2 separate regions of the Homo sapiens genome follow, and region 2 is linked to region 1. Evidence: chromatin contacts called from ENCODE Hi-C or POLR2A ChIA-PET data. All regions are on one chromosome and are shown on one strand. The core of a region is the stretch at or near the end of the contact, and the rest is flanking DNA. Distances in the headings are between cores, read along the strand shown. Region 1 overlaps WWC1 (WW and C2 domain containing 1). Region 2 has its middle 23 kb from the start of WWC1.

Region 1 (4,629 bases), core at 1,574-4,073:
TTGCTCAGGCTGGTCTTGATAACTCCTGGGCTCAAGAGATTCTCCCACCTTAGCCTCCCAAAGTGCTGGGATTACAGGCTTGAGCCAGCGCACCTGGCCCCTGCCTTATTTTTCAAGGAATGAAATGGAGGGAGGTGGTTTCAACATCATTAACCTCTGACATCAAAATGTAGCATCTCTATAAGCATTTCATTGTGTGTTCTGCCTCTATGCTGGGAACTGAACAAATTATAATAGATATTATGTAATGTGCCAGGTGATTATGCCAAGCCTTTTGTATGCATCATGTCTCATCTCTTAAATCAACCCTAGTTTATCCCCATCCTACAGAAAAAAGACTGTACAACTCAGAGAGGAAGCTAGAGCGGTGATTCAAACCCTGACTTACAGACCCATTCTCTTACCCCCTGTACATATCACCTCCCTTTCCACAAACCACCCTGACCTCAGATATTTCACTGGCAGATTAGGAGTCCTCAGAGATGCTATAAATGACTTAGTGAAGGAAGCTGTATGCTCTATGAGAAACAGAACAGTTTGGAAGCTCCTGCCCAGGACAGCAGCCCAGTGAAAACATTTAGATGAAGAGCTCATGGACAGTGAGGCATGTTCCTGTTATGATTAGTGGTTGAGATCATGGAGCCTTAAGCCAGATAGACCAGGTCCAAATCTTGCCTCGGTCAATTGCCAGCTTCTCATCGATAAATTGGGGATAATCATAGGTCATTCTTTGTATGACTATTGTCAGGATTCAGTAAGACTCTGGTAAAGCTGACAGTTACTGAGTATGGGCTGTATTCACTAGTGTTTTATACTTGTCATCTCATTTAATCAAGATGATGGCCCTGTGAGATAGGACCTGCGATTCTTCCCCCCTTTTTTTTTTAAGAACCAGGGTCTCGCTCTATCACCCAGGCTGGAATGCAGTGGCATGATCATAGCTCACTGCAGCGTCAAACTCCTGGGCTCAAGCAATCCTCCCACCTCAGCCTCCCAAGTAGTTGGAACTACAGACATGCACCGCCACATCCAGCTATTTTTTTTTTTTTTTTTTTTTAGAGATGGGAGTCCCACTGTGTTGCCCAGGCTGATCTTGAATTCCTGGCCTCAAGTGATCCTCCCAGCTCGGCCTCTCAAAGCACTGGGATTACAGGCATGAGCACCCAGCTGATTATTCCCATTTTATAGGAGAGGAAATTGAGGCAAAGAGAGGTTATTCAGCTAGGTCAAGTCACACAGCTGGGAAGCAGCAGAGCAGGGATTCCAACTAGGGCATGTGGCTCCAGAGTCGGCATCCACACCGGTTTCTCCTATGTCATAGGCCCAGCGCAGAGCCTGGCACACAGCAAGGACCCACTCACTGCTAGCTCTCTATCACAGGATCAGTAGGATATCTGGGGAGGGCACAGGTTCCTAAATTAAGGGAGGGTAGAGAGGGAAGCACAGGGAGCGTGGCAGACCCAGAGCTCCCTCCTGGGAAGGCGCATCACTAACCCTGCTCTCCCCTCCTTCAGAGCCTTGCCATGTTGAAGGACGGCTTCCGCACTGACAGGGGGTCTCACTCAGACCTGTGGTCCAGCAGCAGCTCTCTGGAGAGTTCGAGTTTCCCGCTACCGAAACAGTACCTGGATGTGAGCTCCCAGACAGACATCTCGGGAAGCGTGAGTAGACGGGGCAGGTTGCTGGGGGCCTTCCACAGGATGGCAGCTGGGAGGCTGCTGTAATGGACAGCTGCCTTCTCATGGCTCACCAGGGAGCTGGCCAGGGGTTCTCTGCAGGGCTGGCTGCTGCCTCAGCCCTCTGGAGCTCTGTTCTCTTACAGACCTCCTGGCCCCAGGAGGATATGATGTGATGCTGTGGAGGAAAAGCCTGCACTGACGGACGTCATGGCCCTGAGTATTGCCTGGCCAGGTGCTTGTGTCTCTTAATGCTGCACAGAAAGCATGTTTAAAGGACAAAATGTCTTTCTCTGGTTTTTTTTTTCCATACTATTTTGCAGTTCCATTTTCATTTTTCTTTCCCCAGCTGGACAGCAGAGGATATTTTCCTCCTGTTAGTCTCAAAACAATGCATGCAGCTTTCAGGCAGCTGCTTGACTCCCAGTTCCAAAGCTCAGTCCAGTCCTAGTTATGAATAGTGAAAGCACTGTCCAGATGTGGCTCAGGAAAGAGTTAGAGTAGGGCTGAACCATGGTGCCTCGTAACTTTTGGAGAGCTTTTGTTTTACTAGAGCCAGCAACATTGAACGAATCTGCCTTCCAGCCTCTGTGGCGGACAGCCTCTATATGCTGTTCCTATCTAAGTTCCATAGCTGTCTTCCCACTTGTCCAAGGGTGACCGGTGAGCCTTGTAGCTTCTTGCTGCTCTTAACAGACTAGCACAGAAAAAGAGGCTGTCCCTTCCTTCCCCATACCACCATGTGTCCAGCTACTAGCCATCTGCAGGCCAAAGTATTTGTAAAGGAACTGTACCCCTCTTTGTGAGTGCAGGGGTCTTCTCCCCAACTACCCAGTGTTTCACTCCTGACTGCAGCCTCTGAGTTTTCTATGGATCCCCTCACCAGTGCCCCTAGAATGAGTTTCTTGATATTGGCTATCCCTGTTTCCTCCTCACCAACTGTCCTCCATGCTTCTGTGGCTTGAATGGGCACCAAGCCAAGCCATTTGGGGCTGCAAGATGATATTCTGGGCTTTTGGCTTCTATTTTCAAAGTGATCGATGTCTGAGCGTACGGTTCTTCCCGTGGCCTGAAGGGAGGAAAGTGTTTTTGCTTAACCAGCTTCCCTGCGATCTGCACCGCCAGCCCAGTCACCGGGGGCTATTCTTGGCTACTGCCCACGCAAGCTGTCAAGTCTCTCATGAGCCCTCGAAACCCAACTCAGCACCGGCCACAACAGCCACATAATTCCTGACTTTGTTCTTCTCCTCCAGTTCGGCATCAACAGCAACAATCAGTTGGCAGAGAAGGTCAGATTGCGCCTTCGATATGAAGAGGCTAAGAGAAGGTAATTGGGCTGGGGCTAGGGGCGGGATGGTTCCAAAAATAATAACTACTATTGTAGAATGCCTGCTCTGTGCTTAGCTTTTCACACACTTCGTCTTCTTTAATCCTCACAAAGATTATGAAGATAGTTATTATACTTTTTATATTTTCATCCTCTCTGAAATTCAGAGAGGAAATGACTCACCCAGGACACTTCACAAGACAGAGAGTGAAACTATGCTTTGAACCCAGATCTGTTTAACCTCAAAGCCGAGTTATCTTCCCACTTGCCTGTCTTGATTTCTGCAACCGAGGCTTTCCCATGATCCTGTAAGCATTTTGGTTTGAAGGAGTACAACTGGAATTTCAGCAACAGGCTAAAAAGATTATGGACACTACCCACTTCAGTGTCTCCTGCACAGCTGGGAGCAAGCTGGGCTTTTAAGCAGTGTAGACCTCTGGGATTTAGATGTTCTGTGGCTTCACAGAATCCTAAGCAATCAGGTTCCACTACCACAAGTAAAATCAAAATAATAATCAAAGCTGACATTTTTAGAGCATCTGTTATAGGCCTAAAGAGATTTTTATTTTTAATTACTTTGTTTTCTTTTTTAGGGACAGGGTCTCGCTATGTTACTCAGGCTGGTCTTGAACTCCTGGCCTTAATTGATCCTCCCACCTCAGCCTCCTGAGTAGCTGGGATTACAGGCACGCACCACTACCCTTGGCTGAGATTGTTTATTGTACTAAAACATTTGTGCATGCATCTTCTCATTTAATTTTAAAAGCAATGCATCTTCTCATTTAATTTTAAAAGCAACCTTATAGCACAGGGTCTATCTTATTATCTCCATGTTAGAGAGGAGAAAGGTAAGACCAAGATATTTCATGACTATTCCAGGTGGTAGAGGCAGAATTTGAATCCTGGACAATCTGTCTTTAAGTTCATGATCTTTGCTTTTTTTTTTTTTTTTTTTTTGAGACGGAGTCTCGCTCTGTCACCCAGGATGGAGTGCAGTGGCGCGATCTGCAAGCTCCGCCTCCCGGGTTCACGCCATTCTCCTGCCTCAGCCTCCCGAGTAGCTGGGACTACAGGCACCCGTCACAACGCCCGGCTAATTTTTTTGTATTTTTTAGTAGAGACGGGGTTTCACCGTGTTAGCCAGGATGGTCTCAGTCTCCTGACCTTGTGATCCACCCACCTCAGCCTCCCAAAGTGCTGGGATTACAGATGTGAGCTACCGCACCCGGCCAAGTTCATGATCTTTCTGTACTCTGAGCCAGTGTTACTGGCAAAGAATGCCCTGGGCATTGTGGTGTGGATGGAAGCCAGGCACATTGCATCCATTCCTTCCTAGACTAAGTTGCCTGGCCTGTGGACCTTCTCAGCCAGGCCAGGTGAAGCATGGCAGTGCCCAGCTCTGCCCCTCTGCCAACTCTGTGTGAATAGTAGAACTCTTTGCAGAGATGACAGAAATCTAATAGAAACCAGAGAAAGCAAAAAAGGGAATGTATTGTGTTATTTAACTCCAAAGTCCTGAGATACCTAGCTTCAGGCACAGCTGGATCCAGGGACTCAGATGATGTTACCCAGACTCAGTCTCTCTCCTTTTCTTCACCCTGCTTGCCTTTATGTTGGCTTTACCCT
Region 2 (4,629 bases), core at 1,562-4,061, 140 kb before region 1:
CTAGGCCAGGCTCTTATAACACACTACACAAACACATATTAAGGGAGAAGGAAACAGGCTCGGGGCAGAAATCCTTTCCCGCCTTTCCATGGGCCAGTCCTTGCATGACCAGGACAGACTGATACAGAATTCTGGAAAGGCGGGCCGGGCGCAGTGGCTCATGCCTGTAATTCCAGCACTTTGGGAGGCCGAGGCGGGCAGATAACAAGGTCAGGAGATCGAGACCATCCTGGCTAACATGGTGAAACCTCATCTCTACTAAAAATACAAAAAATTAGCCGGGCGTGGTGGCGGAGGCCTGTAGTCCCAGCTACTCGGGAGGCTGAGGTGGCAGAATGGCGTGAACCCAGGAGGCAGAGCTTGCAGTCAGCCGAGTTCGCGCCACTGCACTCCAGCCTGGGCGACACAGCGAGACTCCATCTCGAAAAAAAAAAAAAAAAAAAAGAATTCTGGAAAGGCGGTACAGCCTATGGGTTAGTGAAGATCATGCACTCTGAAGTCAGACCACCTAGGAACCAGTCCTGACTCTACCACTCACTAAACGAACATGGAAACTTGGGAAGGTCACATGTGCTAATTAAGGTAAATATCATACGCTGTGTTAAGAGATAAACTCAAGTTAGCAGAAGAAAAGCTTCTCACTTATATAATAGTCCATCATTGGTCAGGGATGAGGATGGCTGCTTTGATGATTAAATGAGATATTGCCTGTATCATGGATATGTGGTACTCAATAAATGTTCTTTTTTTGTTGTTTTTTTGAAACGGAATCTCACTCTTATTCCCCAGGCTGGAGTGCAATGGCGTAGTCTCGGCTCACTGCAACCTCCACCTCATGGTTTCAAGCAATTCTCCTGCCTCAGCCTCCCAAGTAGCTGGGACCACAGGAGCCTGCCCCCATGCCCGGCTAATTTTTTGTAATTTTAGTAGAGACAAGGTTTCACCATGTTGGCCAGGCTGGTCTCGAACCCGTAACCTCAAGTGATCTGCCCACCTTGGTCTCCCAAAGTGCTGGGATTACAGGCGTGAGTCACCGTGCCCAACCTCATTTTTATTATTTTAGAAACTTTCTTCCAAACACTGATTTTTCTAAGAGTAGAAATTGAAGCATAACAATTTTCACAGGGGGAGAGATTTGTATGCGGGAGCTGGGAAGATGGAGAAAGATCTTCCCTCAAATCTCATGTCCTCAAGAGCAATCTCAGCTTCTCCCCTCTCCTGGGCCTGGGTAACTTGAACAAGTACTTTCAGTGTGTGGACCTTCTTCATGGCTTCAAGGGCTTTTCAGAAAGGGTGACATCTGGAAAGTGGAGGGTCTCAGCCATGTGAAGACTAGCCATGTGAACAAGGGACATCTGTTCAGGCATTCTACTTTCAGAGTCACCAAGCACAATTTTGTCCCTGGCACTGTCAGAAGCTGGGAAGACAAAGATAAATAAAACATGGTCTAAAGTGTGAGACAAACTCACAAGCCAATCAATCACTACAGCACAGTAGGCTCAGGGCTGGCACACAAGTGATGAGCAAACACATGATGTCCAGAGGACAGGAGTATGAGTTCTCTCCACAAGTTTTGTTGTTTTTTTTTTTTTTTTTTTTTTTGAGACAGAGTCTTGCTCTGTTGCCCAGGCTGGAGTGCGATGGTGCAATCTCGGCTCACTGCAACCTCCACCTCCCAGGTTCAAGTGATTCTCCTGCCTCAGCCTCACAAGTAGCTAAGATTACAGATGCCCACCACCACGCCCGGCTAATTTTTGTATTTTTAGTAGAGATGGGGTTTCACCATGCTGGCCAGGCTGGTCTCGAACTCTTGACCTCAGGTGATCCACCTGCCTCAGCCTCCCAAAGTGCTGGGATTACAGACATGAGCCACCGTGCCCAGCCTCCACAAGCATTTGAGCTGGGCACTGGCAAGTAAGAGAATGCAAGACAGACAAGGCAGGAGGGGGTAGCAGGAAGGAGAAGAAATATGCAAAGAGACAGGTGAGAAGTTCAGAGAGGCCGGGGCAGGTGCTAAGGATTAGAACCACCGGCGAGCGCGCTAGACACGGGTCCCAGGCCAATTAGATCAGGACCTCTGGAAGAAAGGTCTGATCGTGGGTAGGTGAGTTTCACCTGCAGCCCGAAATGAGGAGCAGGGGATTGGAGCTCAGCGGGAAGGGCACAGCCAGAGATGAGGTTTGTTGGAGGGAAGGAGGCAGGAATAACAGTCAGGCTAAGAAGCTGGGTATTCTCCTGCCAGGTCATGAGGGACATCAGTGTGACTCTTGTACATAGGGAGAAACACGATTAGGGAATCTTTGGGTTTGCAAAGTGGAGAGAGAAGAGTGGCAGAAGGCCCAGAGCCCGGGAGAATCTGCAACAGTCTGGATGAGGGCTTGAAGGAAGGCTGGGGCGGTCAGAACAGAGGGAGCGCTCCTCAAACCGGCTCAGATTTGGGAAATGAGGACGAGGTTCTGTAACTTGCCCAGAGTTGGGGACAGGGTCTATACGGGGTGGAACACCGAGAACAGATCCCGGCCAAGGATCCTCTCTCCAGTGCATGCACCATTCCTTCTCCTTCGCCTCTCCCTCCTCCACGACCAGCCAGGTGAAACAATTAGGGAGAAGGGATATTCTGATTACTTACTTACTTCAGTGATCCTCTGACCACACCAAGTGGCGACTTTCCAGGAAAGTTCTGATTCAGCACGCTCACACCCAAGCCCCGCCTTCCACCCTGAGGAGGCAGGTGGGCAGCCTGTAAGGCGCCATTCCCCAGCACCCGCAGCGGGCACTGTGGCTGCACGCCGCCCTCGGAAAGCAAGGCTGCACCAGCTGCTCCACAAAGCCCCTCCCTCACCAGCCCTCGCCTCCTCCCGGCAAATGTTGGGTTTGCCATCTGGCCACGAGGTGGCAGCCTTTCCCATGAAATCTGCTTGGAGGTGGGCCCGGCGCCTCAAAGGGATTTAGGGAAGTCGCCGAGCAGCCAGAGACTGCGAGGAGAGCCCTGGACTCCTGAAAGAGGCCCGTGGAATCGGTTCCAGGAAAAAGATTCCAAAGAAGACCAGTCCTGGGACCAGCCAGACTGGACTGCGAGCCTGCCTCCACCATTTGCCCACTGAGTACATTTCCACCTGGACTTCCTGAGCCTCACCTTTCCCATTTGTAAAATAGGGATAAAAATAACTGCTGTATGGGATTATTTGGAAAGCCTAATAAAAACAATATATGTAAAGTCCTTGGCAAGGGCCCAGCATTTAACAAATGCATATTAAATGGTAAGCTATTATTAAAGGAAAATTGTGGAATTTGGGGGTTATCGTCTTTAGATTAAAAAAAAAAGCAAAACAAACAAAAAAAATCCTTCACTTTCACTCCCAACCACACCTTTCTAGCTAAGCCTGGGCTTCTTATCTAACCTCCGAAGCCTGGGTTTCCTCCCCTGTGTAGTGGAGATGATACTGCCATCTGGCAGGGTTGCTGTTGTAAACACTCAGCCTCCCTCAAGGGGATGTCTACTGATTGGCAACTAACTTTTCTTATTCTCAGCCTTCAGTGAGAGCTGAAGTGTGATCCCAGCCTGAAGCTTGACCTGTTCAAGAGTAAGGAGCTCCACCCACCCCATCCTCCCACTTCAAGAGCTGCGTAAAGCCCTGGGGACTTGCTCTTCTAGAAGGCTCCAGGGAAGAGAGGACAGAAGAAGCAAAGCCTATACCCTCTTAGGGACAGTCTACCCAGTAGCCACTCTTCCAGAGATGATCAGTGTCCCTGAACTGAGCCCAATTCCAGGGGCAGTAAAAGGGATGTCCTTACACTCATGCATTCATAAAACGCTTCTATCCAAATTAATTGCTGTTATTTGAACTTCCCAGCCACTCTGTGAAACAGTGTGAAAATTGAGCCTTAGAGAGGACACACCACAGATCAGGAACAGGCCCCTCCCAGGTGGCTGGGAATCTTCGGTTCTCAGTCAGCTCTCTGGCTGTTTCCATTCCCAGGCCACTCCCTCAACAATCCCTTATCTTGGTCTTATCTCGGCCACATACATATAGATTTTGTTCTCAGGCTAGAGCCTTTGGCCAGAAGGAATCTGCCCCACTAGCTATTAGTCAACCAGTGAACATTTAGGAAACATCTATTACGTAGAATGCTGCAATGAAGATGGAGAAAGTGAACACAAGCTGGCTTCTGCCCCCAAGCAGCATCTCTGTATTAATCAGGAGAGGTGCAGGGGTAAGTGACAGAACCCTAACACAAAGCAAAAACCAGAATATCCAAAGGCAGGACTGGCTTCAAATTTGGTCAGATCCAAGGGCGCAAAGATGCTCACAAGGTACTGTCTTTGCTCCACCTCTCAATGCCACTGCCCTTGGGATGTGGCCTTATCTTCACAGTGATTTATTCCATATGTAGGAAAGATGGTTGCCAACAGGCCCAAACCTATATCCTTGCAGCACCCATGGGAATGTCAAAGAGACCCTCCCTCTATCAACAGAAGACCATGAATTTGCCCAAACCCCATCAGCCTTTCCGGGGCCATAAAGAGCGGGAAAGGAGTGGCTCTTACAAGGAAAATAACTGCCTAGACGAAAACGTGTTAATTGCCAACATCTACTGAAATCATGAGGGTATCTGTCCATTCTGTCC

What was found. A loop is a pair of places that touch in the nucleus more often than their neighbours do. ChIA-PET counts read pairs that join two places held with the same protein, here RNA polymerase II (POLR2A). Pooled maps may share reads with other maps.
Region 2: a loop to region 1 is called in a map of mammary epithelial cell, with 2.5 times the contacts of the local background. The contact joins two enhancer-like sites. A Hi-C loop is called at or near these places in 27 of 168 maps with a recorded cell type or tissue (CD4-positive, alpha-beta T cell, Caco-2, Calu3 and 19 more), 32 of 37 single-sample maps with no recorded cell type and 26 of 50 pooled maps. POLR2A ChIA-PET finds 5 or more read pairs at or near these places in 2 of 52 experiments (MCF 10A and Panc1).

What each region holds. Positions count from the first base shown.
Region 1 is chr5:168,406,993-168,411,621 of GRCh38, forward strand. It overlaps WWC1 (WW and C2 domain containing 1), which reads left to right. Exons shown (of 23, transcript NM_015238.3): 7 at 1,515-1,661; 8 at 2,930-3,003. Among named protein-coding and RNA genes, the nearest start is that of RARS1, 77 kb to the right of the region's middle. RefSeq lists an enhancer at 2,339-3,538. Within about 2 kb of position 2,824, at least 8 of the 41 ENCODE cell types and tissues checked have a DNase peak (open chromatin) inside an H3K27ac peak, as active enhancers do; they include PC-9, where a contact is called at or near this core.
Region 2 is chr5:168,266,645-168,271,273 of GRCh38, forward strand. No RefSeq gene overlaps it. Among named protein-coding and RNA genes, the nearest start is that of WWC1, 23 kb to the right of the region's middle. Within about 2 kb of position 2,812, at least 5 of the 41 ENCODE cell types and tissues checked have a DNase peak (open chromatin) inside an H3K27ac peak, as active enhancers do; they include PC-9, where a contact is called at or near this core.